Regions from separate parts of the Mus musculus genome. Here region 1 is linked to region 2. A link is a loop called in an ENCODE intact Hi-C map of the cell type or tissue named here. Cell type or tissue: left cerebral cortex. All regions are shown on one strand. Links, peaks and the distances in the headings refer to the core of each region. The heading gives the core; the rest is flanking DNA.

Region 1 (9,644 bases), core at 1,644-6,643, 71 kb before region 2:
TTGTGTAGGAGGAGAGTGAAGGTATATATATACACAACACATATAGAAACTTTTTACAATTAAAAGTGGGACTTGGTTTCTAGTTTTTATATTTATAAGATTTTATTTTTAATTTTGATCTACTTATCCTAAATGCCCAATACAAGTATATTTCTTTACAGAAAATATGAGTTCCTGTATGTAAATGCTATTTTTGTACATGAATCCTATTTTAAATGTACTAGGAAATCTGCCATGAATTTCTGGCTAAGTGAGACACTATTCTCTGATTGCAGTGTTCCTCCTTATATGGTCATCTCTGTTGTCACCTTGTTGTGGCTATTGAGAGTACTCATACTGTCTATACTATCAACATTACCAAAACACAACCACATGAGGCCCTACTAAGGAAGGATGCAGATTATTCAACTTTCCTGGGTGTGGTCATGACCCACCAGGAAGGCTAACCAGAAGACACAGGTATTTGTTCCTGCTTCTATGAAAAATAAAATATGTGTGGTTCTTAAACCCTTAATTCTGAGCTGGCTAAGCTCCCAGAACACTGGCAACTGTGGAGCCTAAATGTTCACCATGATGAAATAGCTAAGAATATGGATTAATGCATTCACCTGATAAGACCTGCACATGTCCACTGTAAATAGGTAAAGTATCAGAGGGGCAGGACCTAGCATTAGGTCACAGGTAATAATGTCTCTTGGAGAAAAATACCTCCCTCTCAGAAGACCAAGAACCTTGTGGGGTAAATAATCAGTAAATGTTTACTTGCACCTATGAGAAGAAAGCAAAGATCATTTAGCCTGGAGTAAACCAAAGGCAGTTAAGAACACTTGTGGAATCTCCAGGTTTTCTACATCTATACCTCCTTCAGGAAAAAAGGCCCCATCACCAAACCAAAGAAACAGAAGACAGCCAATCTATCAGTGGCCGACTGTCAACTGTTCCTACTAATCTACTTTTCTTATACAAGGTACCCAAGCAATCATTTATCCAGAGGGTTTGAGTTTCAGGCCCTCTCCATCTTGGAGGATGACTCTCAGTTCATGATAGTCAATAAAAATGGATGCACCAAGAACTCTTGAAAGTCTACAAGCAAAGGTGCTTCTGCAACATGGGCAGCATTCTAGAGGAAGAGGCAGAGGCAGGCAAATCTCTGAATTTCAAATCAGCCTGACATTTCAGTTCATTGGTCTACACAGTGAGTTCCAGAACAGAGCAGGGCTACTACCCTGTCTCAAAACAAAACCAACCAACCAACCAACCAACCAAGCAGAAAACCAGATCATCTTGCTCAGCCTCTCTTGACTACAGCAGAGTGGGAAGATGAGAGACTTAGACTTATTGTGACACTCTTGAGTACTAACCCAACCAATCCAAGAATTGCATATCCAGACTTTTACAGGACAACAGAGACAGGCAATATGCATAAGCGCATGCTCATGTCCCCACCCCCTCTTTTCAACTAATCTTAAAACTTATAGTCAACATTCCATAATTGATACAGGACGAGACTATTATCTGACGTGGTATTGGGCAAGGAAGAATTAAGTACACAGACTCTACAATCTTACTATGTCTGACCTACCAATTTCCTAACCTTTATTGAATCCACACTTAAGGACAGTACAAACAGTGCTCACCTCACAGAAATGGTCAGTACTGTATGCATCAATCCAAACTTAAAATAGTGGCTGGCTCAGAACCGCTATTATGTTACCCAAGATCACTACAGGCCAATGACACTCTACACATGTCCTACAGATCAAAAAGTTAACAATCACCCATAAAGTGGCCTTGTTATCACTCATTTACAGATGAGAACAGAGAAAACAAGGGACTGGAACATGGATATCTGTTCCCTTCCTATTTAAACACCAGTTGCTTTGTCCTTTGTAGGAGCTCTGAAAGCAACCTGCCTCTTTCAACTAAAGTGATGATATGGAGCTGGAGAGATGGATCAGTGGTCAAGAACAGCTGATATTCTTCCAGAAGACCCAAGTTTTGTTTCCAGCACCCACAGCCGCTTTCTAACACCAGAGTTCCAGGGGATGTAATTAATGACTTCCTGAGGCACCAGGCACTAATGTGGTACACACAAGCATGTAGCCAAAATATTCATACAGACAAAATTTTTAAAAGTGCAATAAAACTGACTACATTGCACCTAAAAAACAGATCCTGCAGGGATTATAAGGATTATAAGTATGCTTCACACAACTATAGTGTGGAGACCAGAAACAGCACGAAGAGCTAAACAGGAAGGGCAAATCCTCACTCTAAGTCATTGTAATACACAATGCAGATTCAGAACCATTAGTTAACTCCTTAACTTAAAACACAGACCCATGAATTTAAAGGACTGGCTAGAATTTATGTTTTCTGAGAGTTATTTAGTGTTTTCTCTACTAGACTTCTGTATACCCTATACAGCAAACTAAAGATTATGGGTGTGAAAGCAGAACTGAGGCCTCCAATGATGTTCATCTGAATTCCCAGTGTCAGTGATTTTTAATGCTTTTGTAGAGAAGTAAGTCTCAAGGCGGGGACAGTGCACTAATCATCTGGGTATGGATCTATTTTCAACACATTGATAAAACAAAGATCCTCTCAGAGTGGGGCCGAGATGTAGGCTTCAGAGAGATGTAGAAATGGGAGCAGGCTCATGTGAGATGGAAGAAAGGGCCTCAAGCCAAAGAATGCAGGTAGTTATAGCTCAAAAAAGGTGAGCAAAAATCGTCTCTACGCTTCCAGAAAGAGGGCAGAGCACAGATAACAACCAAATTCCACCAAGTGGGGCTCACATTGGACTTGTAACCTAAAAACTGTAAGAGAAACCCTGTCTCAAAAAAACAAACAAACAAAAAAACAAAAACCTGTAATGCAACAGGCATGTGTATGTCATGGCAAGGAAATCATGGCAAGGCATTACTGAGCAGCTCACAGTGACACAGAAGTGACTGCTCATTTTTCTCTTACATTCTTTAATGTAACAAATTTCTCCCTCATGGGAAACAATACAATTTCATTGCCTTTTCATCAAGTCAGCTTTGCTATCTCAAGGTCCCCAAAGGTGGCACAGTGAGTCTGTTCATTTTTTTTTCCTTTTTTCTAGGTGAAGAAGCAGAAACTAAAGCAAAGAACACAGACCTATAGCTTTTCCTACTAACCACAAATTCTACACTCCTCACCCTGTCATGCTTCTCTTAGTTCCGTTCATTCATTTAACCATCCAACAGTTTACAAGAACTAATGCCTTTTTTTTTTTTTTTTTTTTTTTTTTTTTTTTTTTTTTTTGGAGACAGGGGTTTCTCTGTGTAGCTCTGGCTGTCCTGGAACTCACTCTGTAGACCAGGCTGGCCTCGAACTCAGAAATCCACCTGTCTCTGCCTCCCAAGTGCTGGGATTAAAGGCGTGCGCCACCACTGTCTGGCTAATTAAACTAATGCTTTTAATCCCAGTACTCACGAGGCAGCTTGGTGGAGCTCTGTGTTCCAGGCCAGCCTGGTCTACTTAACAAAACAAAACAATCAAACAAGAGAAATTCTAAACAATCAATCAATCAATCAATGTGCCTCCCATGTGCCAATTGACAAAGACAAAATATAAAAACCAATTTCTATAAATTCTCCATGTGTCTGCTCTACACCCTAACCTGTACTTTAGCCAGTATAACTTCCAATTAGATTTTTACTCGTTTTCCCTGAAGAAAAACTTTCCCTTCACTTTTCCCACACTGTAATTATATCACACTAAGCCCCACCATAGCAAGTGTCCTTGACTGAGGAAGAGTGAGCAGGCAGAGCAGTGGCAGTACCCAGACTGAACAGGCTCAGTGCAAGCTACATTATGACTTTAAATCTTGACACATTTTAACTTTTTTGAGATAGGGTCTCATATAGCTCAGACTAGCCTTGAATTTAATTTCCTTCCTTTCCTTTTTTTAAAGCCTTGACATGGCCTGTGCACTTGCTATGTAGGCTAGACTGATCTCAAATTTATAAAGGTCCACATGCCTCCTATAGATACTAAGATTATAGGTATGTTGGCATCACACTAAGATGCTTTTTTTCAAATAGATAACATCTTAAACTGACAATGGAAGAGAAATTTTCATTTAATTTCTTTTAATAGAAAAAAGAGTAAAAATTAAGCAACTCTAACAAAAACAAAAAAACAAAACATAAAATCCTTATATTTCTAGACACCAGAAACTTGTCAATAAATTACAAGATGTCTTAGTTTCTGGGCATATTTTAAAAAACATTCATGCAGCCTAGCCTTTCACAAGTGTCTAGAAGCAGTGTTTGGTGACTTGAAGTGGCAAACTACAGTGGCTAAATCAACTAGGAGCCATCAAATCCTCATCTGAGGGAGGCTGCAAAGGAAGAATACTGTATAACTCTTCACGCCCACAACAACATTTCCCTCTGCGAGCTAACAGTGACCTGAATAAGCTGCCTAAGAACATCGCTGAGCAGCCTCGAGCACTGCAGCAGTTGGGCAGTGCTTCGATACCGATCAATTCTGAGCAAGCCTTGTCAGCCTGTATCCTAGCTTTCAGCACTGCATTCTTTTGTTCATGCCTACAGTACTTACTCTAGCACCCCTGGACCAGGCACACTGAAAACACAGGCTGATGGAAAGAATACAAGGAATACACATTAGAGCCTTAAAGAAAACTAATGAAGTTGACTTTTTCAATATTCATTAAAAAGCTGATGCTTGGGGAAATGTAGGAAAAGTATTCATCTTTGGCTACCAGCAAGATGTTTATTCTCTCTTAATTATACCTCCTATATCTAGGGCAGAAACATCTGTGAAGCTCACTATGTACTCCTGCTACATGACTGCAATATGGTCTCTAGCCAAGGCATTACACTACCCTTTATGGCCATGGGATGCAACTTTTTATCCCATTAACTTACTTTCCAGAGGCTTTAAAGTGTTGGCCACGACAGAGTAGGCTTTAGTCTTTTCCTGGAGCAAGATTATCTCCTGAGGTTTCTCTATCAAAGTTCTTATCTGAGAGCACAACGTATGTTGTCTTGGAGGATGGCACTCATGCCAGCCCTAGAACCATACCCTGAGGGCTGGAGAGATGGCCCAGCAGTTAAGAGCACCCATCGGTCTTCTAAAGGTCCTGAGTTCAATTCCCAGCAACCACACGGTGGCTCACAACCATCTGTAATGAGATCTGACTGTGACAGTGTACTCACATTATAAATTAAATAAAATCTTTTTTAAGAAGCAGCAGCAGCATAGCCCAAGTGTCCCTCACATCCAACTCAGAGCGCCGAGGCAGGCCACAGTACTTGATCTTCAGGCCCATTTGTTTGACGCTCTGATAGGTGCACAGATGTACTAGTATTACTCAAGGCCCACAGCTGTTCTGCAAGTGTCAATTTCAAAACCTGAATTCATTAAATCCGGGCCTCAAAAGTACAAGAAGTCAGCTAGCAGTCACGTTAGCAGCACTCACTGGTTAAAACCCACTTTTGTACTTAACACAAAGTCTCCAGGTTTGATTGACACTTTAGACTAAACATGGTTGGTCTAATTTGACTATTATCCTGATCCAAAACAGCACAGGTCTTGTGAACAAAAGACTGAGGGTCAAAAAGCCATCCTATCAACCCTACTCTTGTAAAATGGGGACACTTGCTTTACTTTCCTCGCAAATGTGTAAAATCACTGTAAAAGAATCTTACAAACAACAAAAAATGTAATTATTTGATTTATAAAAAACATAAAAGATCTTTGTACATGTGTTACATTCTTGGCATCTACTAATGTCAAAACTTGGGTACAGTAAATATCTAATAGTCTATTAAATTAAGGCAGATTAAACCCCTGGCTACTATTTACTTTCACTGGACTTCCACTCTCAGGTCTTCCATGGTTGAGCAATACTCTTTTTTTAAAAAGTCTCTTGTTTGAAGATGTTTAAATGGGGACTGAAATACACATGAACACATAAATGAAAGAATTAGCAAGAGTTCAAAACCACTGACAATCTGAGAAGGGCTTACTAAGCCAATCTGAGCAACTACATCACATCCGTCATGGTGGTACACCTGTAAGCCAGAAGGCAGAAGAATTAAGTCTGGCCAGCTGACTTAAAGCAAGACACCTTGTATGAAAAGACAGGTCAGGACAGGACAGGACAGGACAGGACAGGACAGGACAGGACAGGACAGGACAGGACAAGACAAGACAAGACAAGACAAGACAGGAAAAAAAAGAAAAGAGAAAAGAGGGAGGGAGGGAAGGAGGGAGAGGGAAAGGAAAGAAAGAAAGGAAGGGAAGGAAGTTAAGGAACGAAAGAGGAAAGAAATCAAAGGAAGAAAAGGAAAGAAGGAAGGAAAAGAAAAAAAAAAAATCACATATAGCTCAAAGTCCCCAAAGATAGAAACAATCTCTCAATAAAACTGTCCATCCTCACTCCCATAAGACCTCCCATCAAAAAGTAGTTCTAGGACTAGACCGACTTGAAGGAGAGAGCAGGCTCCTCCTACAAGCTGTCCTGTGAATTCCACATGTGGACCACAGCATACATTCATAAAAATAATAAACAAGTGTAAATTTTTTCAAAGTAAAAAAAAAAAAAAAAAAAAAAGAGGGGGGGTCTTCTGGGCAAAGTGGCACATACGAGCAGGCAAGCTCAAGGCCACTAGGATATATAACCAGAAAAGTTGTGCTACTGAAGCTGAAAAGTATTCCCTTGAGAACGCCTTTCAAGCTACATTTAAAAACTGCCCACAGTTAGTATCTCTGGGTAAGGGAGTGGCAGTTGTGGGGTGTAGTTGGCTCCAGAAATAATGCAAAAAAAGAAGAAAAAAAAAAAAAAAAAGCAAAATGTGGGATCAAAATCCCAGTGTAAGTGTCAGCCTCTCTTAATGATGTTCCTGGCCTCCACCACTCTGGGCCAAGAGGAGAGCATTCTTATTGCCTGTGTCCATAGGTATGGCCTACCTTCAGTTTACAATGAAATCAGAATTTTTTCAATCAAGTTTGAAGGCTTTTTTCCTTCATCTTTACAAAATTTCTGTGTTTCACCTGCCAGGATAGCAGAACTTAGTTACAACCTTGATCAGGGAAGAATATATTATAGTACACACAACTTAGACATTAGATTTTATCATTTAGCAAGAAAAAGGGTTAAAAAGACCACACCAATGCTTCTTGTTTGCTCTATTTATCTCTGTCTGTCTGTCTGTCTATTTCATTCATTCATTTATTCATTCTCTGTGTAACCTTGGCTGTCCTGGAACTCACTCTGTAGACCAAGCTGGCTTGCTCATTATCTCTTGGACTTTGAAAGACTGGTGTGTTTGTATGTCTTTAAGTCAGTAACATGGAGATAAATATCCAGCTGAGAAGTGTAAAGAGGATCTTGTTATATAAGGCACTGGTTAAAGGAGAAAAATAAAACAAAAAGCCCTGAACATGCTTATTACAAAGAAGGCCAAAAGCTTGCTTGCTTGCTTTTATTCCCTTCTCTTCCTTCCTTCCTTTCTTTCTTCCTTTCTTTCTTCCTTTCTTTCTTTCTTTCTTTCTTTCTTTCTTTTCTTTCCTTCCTTTCCTTCCTTTCCTTTCCTTCCTTTCCTTCTTTCTTTCTCTTTCTTTCTTTCCTTCTTTCTTTCTTTCTTTCTTTCTTTCTTTCTAAAAGGGGGGCCACATAGGGCACTCCTAGGATGCTCTGTATAAAAGCAACAAAAACTAACAGTGGCATTTCTCGTCATTTTCTGTTACTTTCCATTTCAGCAGCAGGAGACCAGGTTGGAGAACAGGGGGGGTAGTTGCTAAACATTTCACGCACAATATCTTTACGTATGCTCAGTCATCTTGCTTCAGTGTGAGCACTACAGATGATGATAAACAAACATGTGGTACTGAGGTGGGTAGCAGTAATTATTCCTAACAAGTTATCCATAAAGAGGAAAGCTCATAATTATCACACATGGGCTGAACTTGATCTGTCATTATAGTAGGCACAGGTACTAGCCACTTGCTGTGGGTTTTAAATGCTCTGCAATTCCCTAACTCCGATTCTCTGTAGTTTTAGTCTTCAGGATCAGCAATAATAATAATAATTTAAGAAGGTAAACAAAGCAATCCAAAGCAATTTCACAAACAAAATTCATCCACTTGCAACAATTTAAGTTAAAATCCATTCCCCATTCCTTCTAGGTATTAAAACATTACTCACAAGGTTTGCTTTAGTCATGTTTCTCTTGCAAAGTACACCCATATTCTTACTGTCAGAACTATGGTTATTATGCGCCAGCAACAGGCTTCAGCAGTGATGGTTCTGTGGGCTGTCCAGCTGCTTGTTTTTAATTGGTTTGTATTTTATCTTACTCACAGGTATATATACTTTGCTAAAATAATTTTCATCAGAGGGTTTCTTTTTCAGTCCAAGAAAAAAAAAAATCACACAACTTGCCTGGAAATGTTTTCTCTTAGCAAGTTTTTTTCCATATTAAGAAAAGGGATTTATGTTAAGAGGTTAGAAAGGAGGGGTTCTAAGTGCTGAGCCTGGACTAGGCTTAAGGAAGTAAATTAGCACCTTTCCTCTGCAAATCTGAGAAAAGGCTGAACCCAGCAGGAGCAGAAACCTGCAGCAGCCCAGTGATGGGGAGGGCAGCACCTTCAGAAGTGTAGAAGTGTGTCTTATAGACAGAGCTTAAAACCTTGAATTCTAAGTTGCATATTTTTATTTTACCAATTGTCAAACAGTATACTAGCTGGATAAAAGAATGGTTACATTTTGTGTTTTGTAAAGCAAGCAGGCCATCTTTAACTGAAATCACACGAGGGAAGTGACTCTTTATAGCACTGCTTCTCTCTAGGGCTCAGACCATCTGTGAAACCAAATACAAAAGAAACTGCTTATCCATTAGCTACCCAAATAAAATCTCTGATTTAACATAGTATCTGCCATAATTAGACACATCTAATAAGATTTCTAACCAGTAAAGATACTACTAAAACACCAATCTCCAAAAATGGTCCTAACCTTCTGCACTAAGAACCTTTATTTTTTACTAACTCTCTGTGCACTTATATTTGCATTTAATTCACAATTTCTTGCTCAGGCCTCTGTCTGTCTCCCAAGCACTCTCATCTACGTAAACTTTCAATTGAATAACTAAGACTTTGTAGATCAAAGTCCTATCAGGCAAAGCTGCTCTATCCAGTAGAAAGGAATTTATTTATGCTTATGGTTTTGGAAATGCATAAAGCTACCAGGAACTTAATCATGGGGGAAATCACCCTAAGGCCTTATTGAAACTTAATCATCTCCTAAAAGTCCACCTTAAATAACTTATATGGAGGGGCTGGTGAGATGGCTCAGTGGGTAAGAGCACCCGACTGCTCTTCCAAAGGTCCAAAGTTCAAATCCCAGCAACCACATGGTGGCTCACAACCATCCGCAACAAGATCTGACTCCCTCTTCTGGAGTGTCTGAAGACAGCTACAGTGTACTCATATATTAATAAAATAAATCTTTAAAAAAAAAAAAATAACTTATATGGAATGGGTTTCTATTATCCTTATATTTCACAGTTGGAATTAAATTTCAACACTGAAATGTTGGGAGACAATCAACCATATGGAAATGGTAGCTTATTTAAGTTACTGTC
Region 2 (9,644 bases), core at 1,865-6,864:
TTTTTTTTGTTTGTTTGTTTGTTTGTTTTTGAGACTGGAACACTATGTAGACCAGGCTAGCCTCAAAGTCATAGAGACCTGCCTGCCTTTGAGAGTACTGGGACTAAAAGCATATACCACCACAGCCAGCTCTATGTTCTTAAATCCATAAAGAACCACCAAATAAAGCCACAGCTATACCAACAACTCCTGTTACATAGCATATCTTCCTGCTAGTCCTGTGCATTACCTCAAAGCAAGCACGGCCCTAATATAGGAAACTCTGAATTTTGTCACCATGAGACTCTTTTCCTCTGTACTGTGGGTACCATGGTCATGACAAGCTCCTTGGGAAGCTTGGGTGTATATATAGTTCACTAGCAGAATACCTGCCTGTCTAGCACAATTGAGACTGCTCTCAATCCCCAGTATCACCTCCACAAGACTTTCAAGGGCCTAAAACTAAAAATACTCCCCCAAGAGGGAGTAATGCTTAAGGCATCCTGGGACAAGTTCTGTTTTTCATAAATTTATGTCAAAAAAGTCTCACTTGGCCAAAGTGAAAGCAATCATGACATGGTTCCTGAACACTTGCAAACCAGTCACACAGGCAACAAGAAAGACAACCTTTTATGACTTCTCTTGCTCTTTCAGGTTATGTTTTCAGCTCAAGACAAAATGGCAGAAGTAGATAAGAAAGAGAAACGTCTTACAAATTAAATCTTAGGCATACCAGCAAAACTGGCCAAGCAAGGACAAACTGAAAGTTAAGAAAATTCCCAAGGGTCACAGAAACCACCTTCCAGTATTTCACCCAGCTCCAAATTTCATATTCACCAGTTTGGTTGTTATTGCTTGTTGTGCTGTTGTTTGTTTGTTTGTTTGTTTGTTTGTTTTAAAGAGCCAGTAGAGCAGAATGACAGTAGAAAGCTAAGTATTTTAGGGCCACCCATACTAACTAATCTGCCCCTTGAGCAGGCCCTGAGTTAAAAGGAACCTGGTAACAAGTTTTGGGACCTAGGAGAGAAGAGTTATATTCAAGCTCCACCTCTCACTAGCTTATGTATTCTGTGGAGAAGGAATAATGAACTCTTAGGTCCACTGGGTAGACATTTTAGGACAGTTTAGAATTCTTTGGCCTAAGTCCATACATTGTTTTTGTTTTTAACGTAAATGTTAGCTTCCTTTCCTCTCTAAGTTAAAACTTAATAAAGGCAATTCTCCTACTATCTTACCTATGTAAGATCTCTCATATACATACGTACATACATACACACTCACAAACTACCACAGTAAAGCTTTATAGTAATTTTTTCATAAGCCATAAAACAAGCATAATACATACTTGAGTGTGAGAGGTGCTTCTAATTCAAGTAACTGGCACTTTTTCAAATCATACAGTAAACATGAGGTCATAATTCAAGTCCTAATAAAAAATTCCAAATAACTCATATGTATAATCTTAAGTGTCTCCTTATGTGACAGGCATGATTTTAACTAATATAAAAGAAAACCTTCTTTTAACACATACACAAGATAAACATTATGAGCCCATTTTGCCATCCACGTTTAAAGACCATTAAGGCTATACAGACCAAAATTTTTTAAAAAATGATCTAAAAAAACCATAGTGAGCTATATTTTATGGGGAATTGAGCAAAAACAAAAAAACAAACAAAAACAAAACAAAACAAAGTCTTCCACAAACAAGAGCAAAATCCAAGTTGGTCTAAGAGTACTTACCATTCAAAAGCATATGGCCCAGGGCCCTCACACACCAGAAAATCAGTAAAACTAACGGGTTCTTCAGCATCTGCCAGGGAAGTACCCTGCTACCACTAGGAATAAACCGGGGATGCAAACCATTTACTGCATCCTGAGGTGGATATTAATTCTGCAAGCCTACTACATCGCATAGCTAATTCTACTTTATCCCTACTCCAAGACTGAAATTGGAATTTGAAGTTAGCCAAGTAAGAGTCACCTAAAAGATCTTGAAATAGCATCCCTTCCCCACGTGGAAAGGGCTTCCAACAAAAACAGACCCAATCATCGCATCCATATTTCCCAATTAGCCAGTGCTTTTTCGGAAAACTCTTATCACAAAGGAAAAAAAAAAAGCATAATAATGTGCATTCAACATAAGCTAGACTGCTATTAATAGTGTGCGTTTTCTCTTCAGAAGCACAGAAAAGCACTGGGAATTGAGCACAAACTACCCTGACCAAGTTACTTCTCAAGCCAGTGAGGCGCATCTTACATCTCTCAGTAAAGTTCCTATGATCAAAATGAGAGCGAGCACAAAACCGGAGTGGAAGAACCACCAAACCAAACTCAAATAAACCTTCGAAATGTCTGGCCTGCAAGGGAGTCTTTAACAGAAGTGTAATTGAGGCATGAGAGGGTAGGTAACTTGCCCAGGGCTACAGTTTATTTGGTGGCCAAGCTGGAAGTGCATTCCAGGCCTCCTAGATCAGAATTTAGTGCCGTTTCCCCAGCTGCCAATGCCACCCCATGTAAAATCTTTTATAAAACTCTTCACTAAGGCTGTTAACATAAGGGTCCAATTATCATTCAAAGATCAGCCTGTTAGATAATAGCTCAAAAATTCCATCCATTTTTATAGCATTTACCAGAGTCATCTAATCTCTGGAGGGAGAACGCAGAGCTCGGGTAGAAACCCCTAATTCTGATTCGTCCCCAAAGGAGTTGAATACAGGCAGGCAAGCAAAACTGGTGTCCGCACCCACAAACCGTGGAGGAATCCGCAGCTCCACTGCCCCCCCCCAACACACACACACACACACACACTAAATTCCACTCCCATCCCGGCGCACTCAAGACATCCCACCTCCCGCCGCAGGCCGGATAGCAAACTCTTCTATAAGCCACCACTTTTCCGTGAGAATGAGGAAGAGAGACTCAGAGCCTCGCCTTCCCATCCCCTACCCGCGAGAAAGAGCTCCTTCGTGGACTCCGCGGGACCCTGCGCCCTGCCCTGCTCACCGCGGCGGGGGAGGGGAGAGCGCCCCACACAGGAAGTGCATCCTGCGCCCCTAGCTCGCGCCCCGCCGCCGGGTACCTGCTCTGGGCCGCCGGCAGGCGACAGGCAGCCGCATCCACATGGCCTCAGGTGTTCGCGCGGCTGCTCCGCCAGCCCCAGCCGGCCCCTCCCCGGCCCGCTCCAAGCCCGGCCCTTCACGGGTGCCTCGCCCCCAGCCCCCGGCCAAGAGGCCAGCAACGCCGGTCCCCGCGGGGCTGCCAAGAACGTGGACCCCTCAGCACCTCAGGCCGCAACGACCAGGTATCTCCGCCCGCAGCCCCAGAGCCTCCGGCCGCTCTGCCCTGACGCCGGTCCTGGCCGTTGACCCCTCGGCAGCCCACGCCGGTCCCCTCAGCCCGCTCCGCGACTCCCGAGGCTCAGCACTTGCAGGGCGGGCCGGGCCACGACCTGTGCTCCCAGCAGCCAGCCTGAGCGGCGCGGCCCGGTCCCGGCCCCTCGGGCTGCCCTTTCTCCTCAGGCCGGGCGGCGGTTACCTGCAGGAGCCCCCCGGCCCGTCCCTCGGCCTCCGCCGGCGCTGGGAGGGGAGGGGGCGGCGGCGCGGCGCGGGGTGGGGGTGGGGGTGCCTCCACCGCCTCCAGCGCGGACGCCCAGGCCGACGGCGGGGCGGGCCGGGGCCGCGGCCCCTAGAGGCTCGCTCCGGCCCGCGCGCTCGCTGGCTCACTCCCCGCTCCGGCGCGCCTCAGGGAGGGCTCCCCCGGCTGAGGCCGTGGCCGCCTCGCAGGGGCCGAAGGCGGCTCGGCTCCGGGTTTTTTCTCTCCATTCTCCCAACACACAGGAAATAACAGAGCGTCAGGTGACGGCGCGCAGCCAATGAGGCGGCTCCGGGCCCCGGCGCGCGGGCGGGCGGGAGGGCGCGCGGCGGGGCGGGGCGGGCGCAGGGGGCGGGGCCGGGGGCGGGGTGGCGCGCTGCCCACCCGCGTGTGGCAGCGTCGAGAGGCGCAGCAAGGAGACCCCCTACTCTGCGGTCCGGGACCACGCGCCCAGTGCTACCTCCAGCCCTCCGCTTAAGGCTACCTTGTGGGGTGCCCCAGAGCAACTTTCTGGGGAGTTAGTGGCACAGAACCTTCTACTGGGATTTCTGGAGTTCTCCCAGAGCCTCCAAATCCGAAGTCGCGCCTTTGGCAGCCCTTGAAGCCCGTGGCAATTTGTATAGTTACTTGAGCTGCCACCAGGGTGGCTCCCGCTTTCTTAACGTCCGCCGGGCCCAGGTGGGTAACATGGCCTGGTGTGTGCGGATGCACTCTCTGCCCATGGTGCCTACTGGGTGTTCCTGGATGAACAACAGTCTCTGACACTCAGTTTCCTCCGTTCTAAAAGCAAAGAAGCCAACCTACCTCACGTGTAAAATAGACTTCCACACCAGTAGTCTGCAGTGGTGCTGAGGTTCTGCACTCCTGGATGGTAGGCCCAGAACTGAAGTAAGAGATTTCCAGGGCCATGCCTCAGGCCCTAGCCAGCCTTCCCTTGTTCCTCAGATATCTTCACAGAGCAAAGGGCTAAATTTCTTTTTCCTCAAGAAAAATCTCATGTACAACCACCGTCTCATAGATCAGTGGTTCTCAACCTTCCTAATGCTTTGACCCATTAATATAGTTCATATTGTGGTGACCCTAACCATAAACTATGTCAATGCTACTTCATAACTGTAATTTTGCTACTGTTATGAATAGTAATCTCTGTTTTCTGACAGCCTCTCCTGTGAAAGGGTCATTCACTACCAAAGCTGTCCCGACGCCTAGGTTGGAACTGCTGCCTTAGATGGCAGTACCTACTGTGTGCCCACCCCTCTGCTATGCAAAATGAAGCTAATAAGGAGAGGGTGAGGTTGGACTATTTATACCCTGCTTTTGGCACACTCAGAGACCTCTCCACTTTGGACCTCACAGATGCAAGAGGAAGGAGAAGGTTTGAATTATGTGTCCCTAAAACTACTGATTCTAAACTAAGCCTGCATCCAGCCTAGATGTTGGGGAGTCTGTGGCTTCCCCTCTAAAGCAACCCAACTTGAGAGGAAACTGGAATCCAAACATGCTTTGGGTGTAAGGTGAGATGCTGACAGGAGTCAGTTGTGGTTGGTCTGGGGACCAGATTTCATATATTTGGGATCTACAGATCCCTGTGGCCTGGCTTTTACCCTTTCACCTTTCATTCTATCCAGCCAGAGTACTTCACTCTCCCTAGCCTCAGGCCACCCACAGAGGGTCTGGTGATTCCAGGCACAGCTAGGGATCCTGGTTCTAGGGACCCTATCAGGAGGATGTGGTGGAGAAGGTAATGATTTCTCCCAGCCCACCTCATCAAGTAGGGGCTAGTCCAACGCAGGTCTGGCTGTTCCCGGAGATTTGACTCCCCCACACCTCTTTGACAACAGGCAAAGTGCCAAGCCCTTCCGGAGCAAAGCGGCAAAGCTGAATAGACCGCCAGGCCCTGCCCTCTAGCTGTTCCCATTGTTCTGTTTCTTTCAAACTCTCAGCCACTAAGGCTTTTAAGAGACCACAGCCTGGCTACTGCTAGTGTCAAGACTGCCATGAGAAAGGTGGGAGGAACTGGAAACCTCTAAAGTTTTCTGCACCAAGGGGCGTGGGAGGGAGGAGAATGTAGATGTGCCTTCTTGGTGACTCAGTGTTGAAGGCATCCCCAGCCAGTTCATAAAGGGACACCATTTCCTCATTCTCCCTTCTTCCTAGGTCTCACTTTGCCTCACGGGGACAAGAAGGATACCAGAGAGCTCACGAGGAACAGGATGCAGAGAAACACTGGGTCCAGTCCCTGCCTCCTTCCCTACGGTAGCCCCCTCCCTACTCTTTCAGTCCCTTTCAGAACACTATCCAGATGACCACCACATGGAAGCTTGCCCCATTCTTACAGCCAGATCTGCTGGGACCCTACCATATGCCTTTGAATTATCACACAGAGGAAACACATTCATTGAAATCATGACCAGCAGACAGGTAGTAGTGCTCTTGTGCTGTGTGGGGGGCCTGGACAACTCATTTCTCCCCGCTGAGTTCCATGCCTGACCCCCTAGTGTTACCTCACTTAATAGGTACTGAGAGTATCTAATGAGAGCTGCACCAAGAATTCATGCAGTACCAGACACAACTAACTCTAACACCACCATGCACTGTGATACACGCTTGGAGTCCAAGGATGCAGGAGACTGAAAGAAGGATATCACTGTAAATTGGAGGCCAGAACAGCTGAGCAGATAAAGCTCAGGGAAATTAATTGCTACCCAAAGTCCTACAACTCAGGGTCGTTACTTTGTTTTGAGACAGAGTCTCAGAGGCTGGCTTCAAGTCATCATCCTCCAGACTCAGCCTCTGGGGTGCTGGGATCGCGGCCCTGACAATACTACACCCAGCTTGCTTCAGCCTCTTGTATCCTCCTTGTCTCAAATGTATCCATCTCAGTTTTCTTTCTATACTTTGTAGTCTTTTAAAGAAAACAAAGTAAATGAGCTGTTTCTTTCTCCCATCTCTCCTAACCCAGTCCACTCTAAACTACCTATTGAACGGAATCACTGTGTATCAATTCCAGAGGCAAAACTAATCCCTTCTCTCTTTCTCTGGCTCTGAGATGGCTTTTGGAAACCCTGTGTCACTCCTTTTATTACAAACTCCTCAGCCCTCCTCCAAGAACCTGGGCCGCTCTGGGATTACAAATGGAGCCTTCTGCCTCTAGGTCACTGATTCTGCTACCATCTGTCAGCACGGATTGATTGAGGAGACTGGCCCTGCTCAGCAGATCAGTGACTTGTGAGAACTGAGCCAGGGTGTCTGTTTCAGCTGCAGGCTGGTGTCGTCCTTCCCCATACTAGCTGACTCTCTTGAGCAAGGGAACAGCCCTCACCTTTATCCCTCAGCAGACTCCTGCTCTCCTTTCTCTTGGGAGGGGCCACTGGCTAACAACTCTGACCCACCAAGAAGACAGCCTGGATTCCTACTTCACAATCCTGGGGCTTCACCTCTAGTCTTGCAGCTTTCAAAAGTCTGTGGTGGACAGAAGGGGAAACTGCCCCCAACACTATGCAGTGCCTGTCCCACGCCAGGTATTTTCCCCAGGCCAAGAGCGGAGATACTGAGCGTGCTTAGGCGCTCAGGCATGGCTTGATGCTCTGGGCATGCCTTCATTCCACAGGTTCACCTGCAGTCTTTGAGACTGTAAGCTTTCTCAGGCAAGGTGAAGAAAGGCTTTAAAGCCTTGGGTGGGGATGCCCAAGACTGTATGTGGAGGGAACTATTGCCCCTGCTATGCACAAGAGACCTATGCCCAAAGCAGTAGAAAAAGATGACAAAGATGTGGCCCTGCAAGGCCTTGTATCTTTCTTGTGAAGGGGCTTCTGCTCACCAGCTTGCCCTTCCACTCTGCCCTACAAGATCAAAGTCATGGTTCCCACTAGTCCCACTGGGCTGTTTGTCTTTTGTTGTGTTGTTGTTGTTGTTGTTACTGGACCTTCCCACGTCTGTCTGGTGTCTGGTACACTTTGCAAGAAAAGACAGCATATTCACAAAAATCATACATATCGCTGATTATGAGACAGCCAGAGGATACCAGGAACGGGGCAGACTTCCCCTTACCACCCTAATCAACGCTCAAGAGAGAACCTGATGAGATTGATACTGATGTCACACCCCACTTTACAAATGCAGCCTCCGATACAGGGGAATTCAAGTAACTTGTCCAAAGTCATTAAGCCTGAAAGAGGCAGAGCTGGGATTATCCTAGGTCCCCAGTGATTGTACTTTTAACAGCCCAGCTTCCTAATGCTCAAGGACTTGGAAAAGTAGTCACTTGGAAAAGAGGCAGAGAGCTGGCAGGTCCAAAGTCTCCAGGTGACCAGGAAAAGAGACCATAGAGAACAAAGGACTCGGTGGCAGTCTCTCTCCACAGTACACTGAGGCTCTGGAGACCGACCGTCTGTGGAACTGATGCCTAGCAGAGGTCATTTTAACCACAGATGAAGAAGGACCCTGAAGGGAGACGGTAGGAAACATCAGCTCTCCACCCAACTTGAAATGCACTGAACCACTGGGCTGGAGTCTGCCTGAGCAGCCACTGACATGGAAATACCAACACAGATCACAAAGCTGGAGACCAATATGCTCTCCCCAGTGTGTACTCTTCAGCAAATCACTCCTGACTTAAGGTCTCAACTTCTTTAATTGGGATTTGGGCCATAGGAAGCAAGTGTTCTTCCTGCCTCCTAGGCATGGGGTCCCTCCCCTAGGTGATGGTTTTTACTTCTCACTAAAAGCCTGTGAGGCACCAGTCATGATACTAAGCAGAAAGAAGCACACAGAGAGGTGAGTGACTAGTTCCAAGTGAGGCAGCCAACAGAAGGCAGAACTGGGACTGGTACCCAGCCTTCTGGCTCCAGAGCTCCCACTAAGTCACTCAGTGCTCAGGGTTAACGATGAATGATCTGACTGTAGCACTAAGAGAGGCACAGTCTAAACATTAGCTCACTTAATCCTCGTAGCAAACCTGTGAGGTGGATACTGCTCGCCCTTTTGCAGATAAGGAAACTGAGGTACAGCAGTTAGGAGGAGTCTGAGCTAAAAATCAGCCTGGCGAGTAGGGCTGCCAAGCCCCTGCATCGCTTCATGCAGTAACAATGGGAGGTTCCTTTCCATTGGGATTATTTCTGCTTGAAAGCTCAAGACTTTTAGCCACATCATTGTCTGGGCGCCACAGGAAGGCAGTGCCACATGCTGAGGCATGCTGGGAAAAGACTTTGTTCCATCCTGTTTTGTTGACATGCTCTTCATTTTTAAGCCTGAAACCCAAGTTTCCTGCTAAGAATGCAAACGGTGGGGAAAACTGCAGCCATGATAGCGGCCACTGCTTCTGAGCCACACTGTTTCTTTGGCTGAGGACTCGGTATGTGTCATTTAACCTCAGCCTTCACGAGGCCAGAGCATCACCCCAGTTCATTTCTGACGAGGTCCAAAGTTGCTAGGAAGATGCTCAAAAATACAGAGCTACTAAGCAGTGGCTCCATTCCCTCCAAGTCTCTTGGCCACAGCAGCTGCCTTGCAGGAGGATCCTGAGGCTCTTGCACTGGATGTAATGGTGGCAATGGTTCTGCTCGTTTTTTTCACTCTCACCTTGTTCTAGGGCCCAGGTTGGGGGGGGGGGGTGCAGAGCTAGGTGTTGCCTTCTCAATGAGGATGGCTTAGAAATGGGGACACTGATGTTCCCCCTCCAGAGACTTGGTTTGGCTGGCAGGGTAGCCATTCCCAATTGTCTTCTAGAAAAAGATATATCATGTGAGAAGCCTCATTACTGCCTTGCATCTATCTCTCTGATAGCTCTCAAGGACAACTGCCAAGCACATGTGTGATGCCTTGGGAACAGAAAGCAGCAGGAATCATGGATTCTCCAACTCACCACCAGTCCTTGACTCCAGCCTCTCTTTTGTGAGCCACTCATCCTTACCGCCAACTCACTGCAGTCCCATGAGCACTTCTCCCTGGCTAAACAGTGTGCAGTGGCTTCCAAAGTCCCACTCTCCTGGACACAAAGCCCTCTCTTGGCTTAGCTCAAAGTGCCAACCTCCACTCCCTTGTTTCATTGTATCTGCCAAACCAAACAAGTT

What was found. A loop is a pair of places that touch in the nucleus more often than their neighbours do. Peaks named below come from ENCODE experiments on the same cell type or tissue, not always from the same donor. Only the 100,000 strongest peaks of a DNase experiment are listed, where the experiment ranks them.
Region 1: a loop joins it to region 2, with 2.2 times the contacts of the local background. A loop is called at or near these places in 1 of 42 quality-filtered maps.

The regions. Positions count from the first base shown.
Region 1 is chr15:82,825,700-82,835,343 of GRCm38, forward strand. All of the region lies in intron 2 of Tcf20 (transcription factor 20), which reads right to left. Among named protein-coding and RNA genes, the nearest start is that of Cyp2d26, 36 kb to the left of the region's middle. In left cerebral cortex, for the core only: no CTCF peak of the experiment used is centred there; a DNase peak (open chromatin) is centred at 4,420.
Region 2 is chr15:82,895,986-82,905,629 of GRCm38, forward strand. The region is part of intron 1 of Tcf20 (transcription factor 20); the gene reads right to left. It overlaps Tbrg3 (transforming growth factor beta regulated gene 3), which reads right to left and starts at 2,476. Exons shown (of 1, transcript NR_027799.1): 1 at 1-2,476. Gm20324 (predicted gene, 20324) reads left to right here and starts at 3,095. Exons shown (of 4, transcript NR_045068.1): 1 at 3,095-3,283; 2 at 4,734-5,087; 3 at 5,731-5,829; 4 at 9,358-9,644. In left cerebral cortex, for the core only: CTCF peaks have their summits at 3,038 and 4,244; DNase peaks (open chromatin) are centred at 2,946, 3,811, 4,150 and 5,606; H3K4me3 peaks cover 2,172 bases; H3K27ac peaks cover 1,105 bases.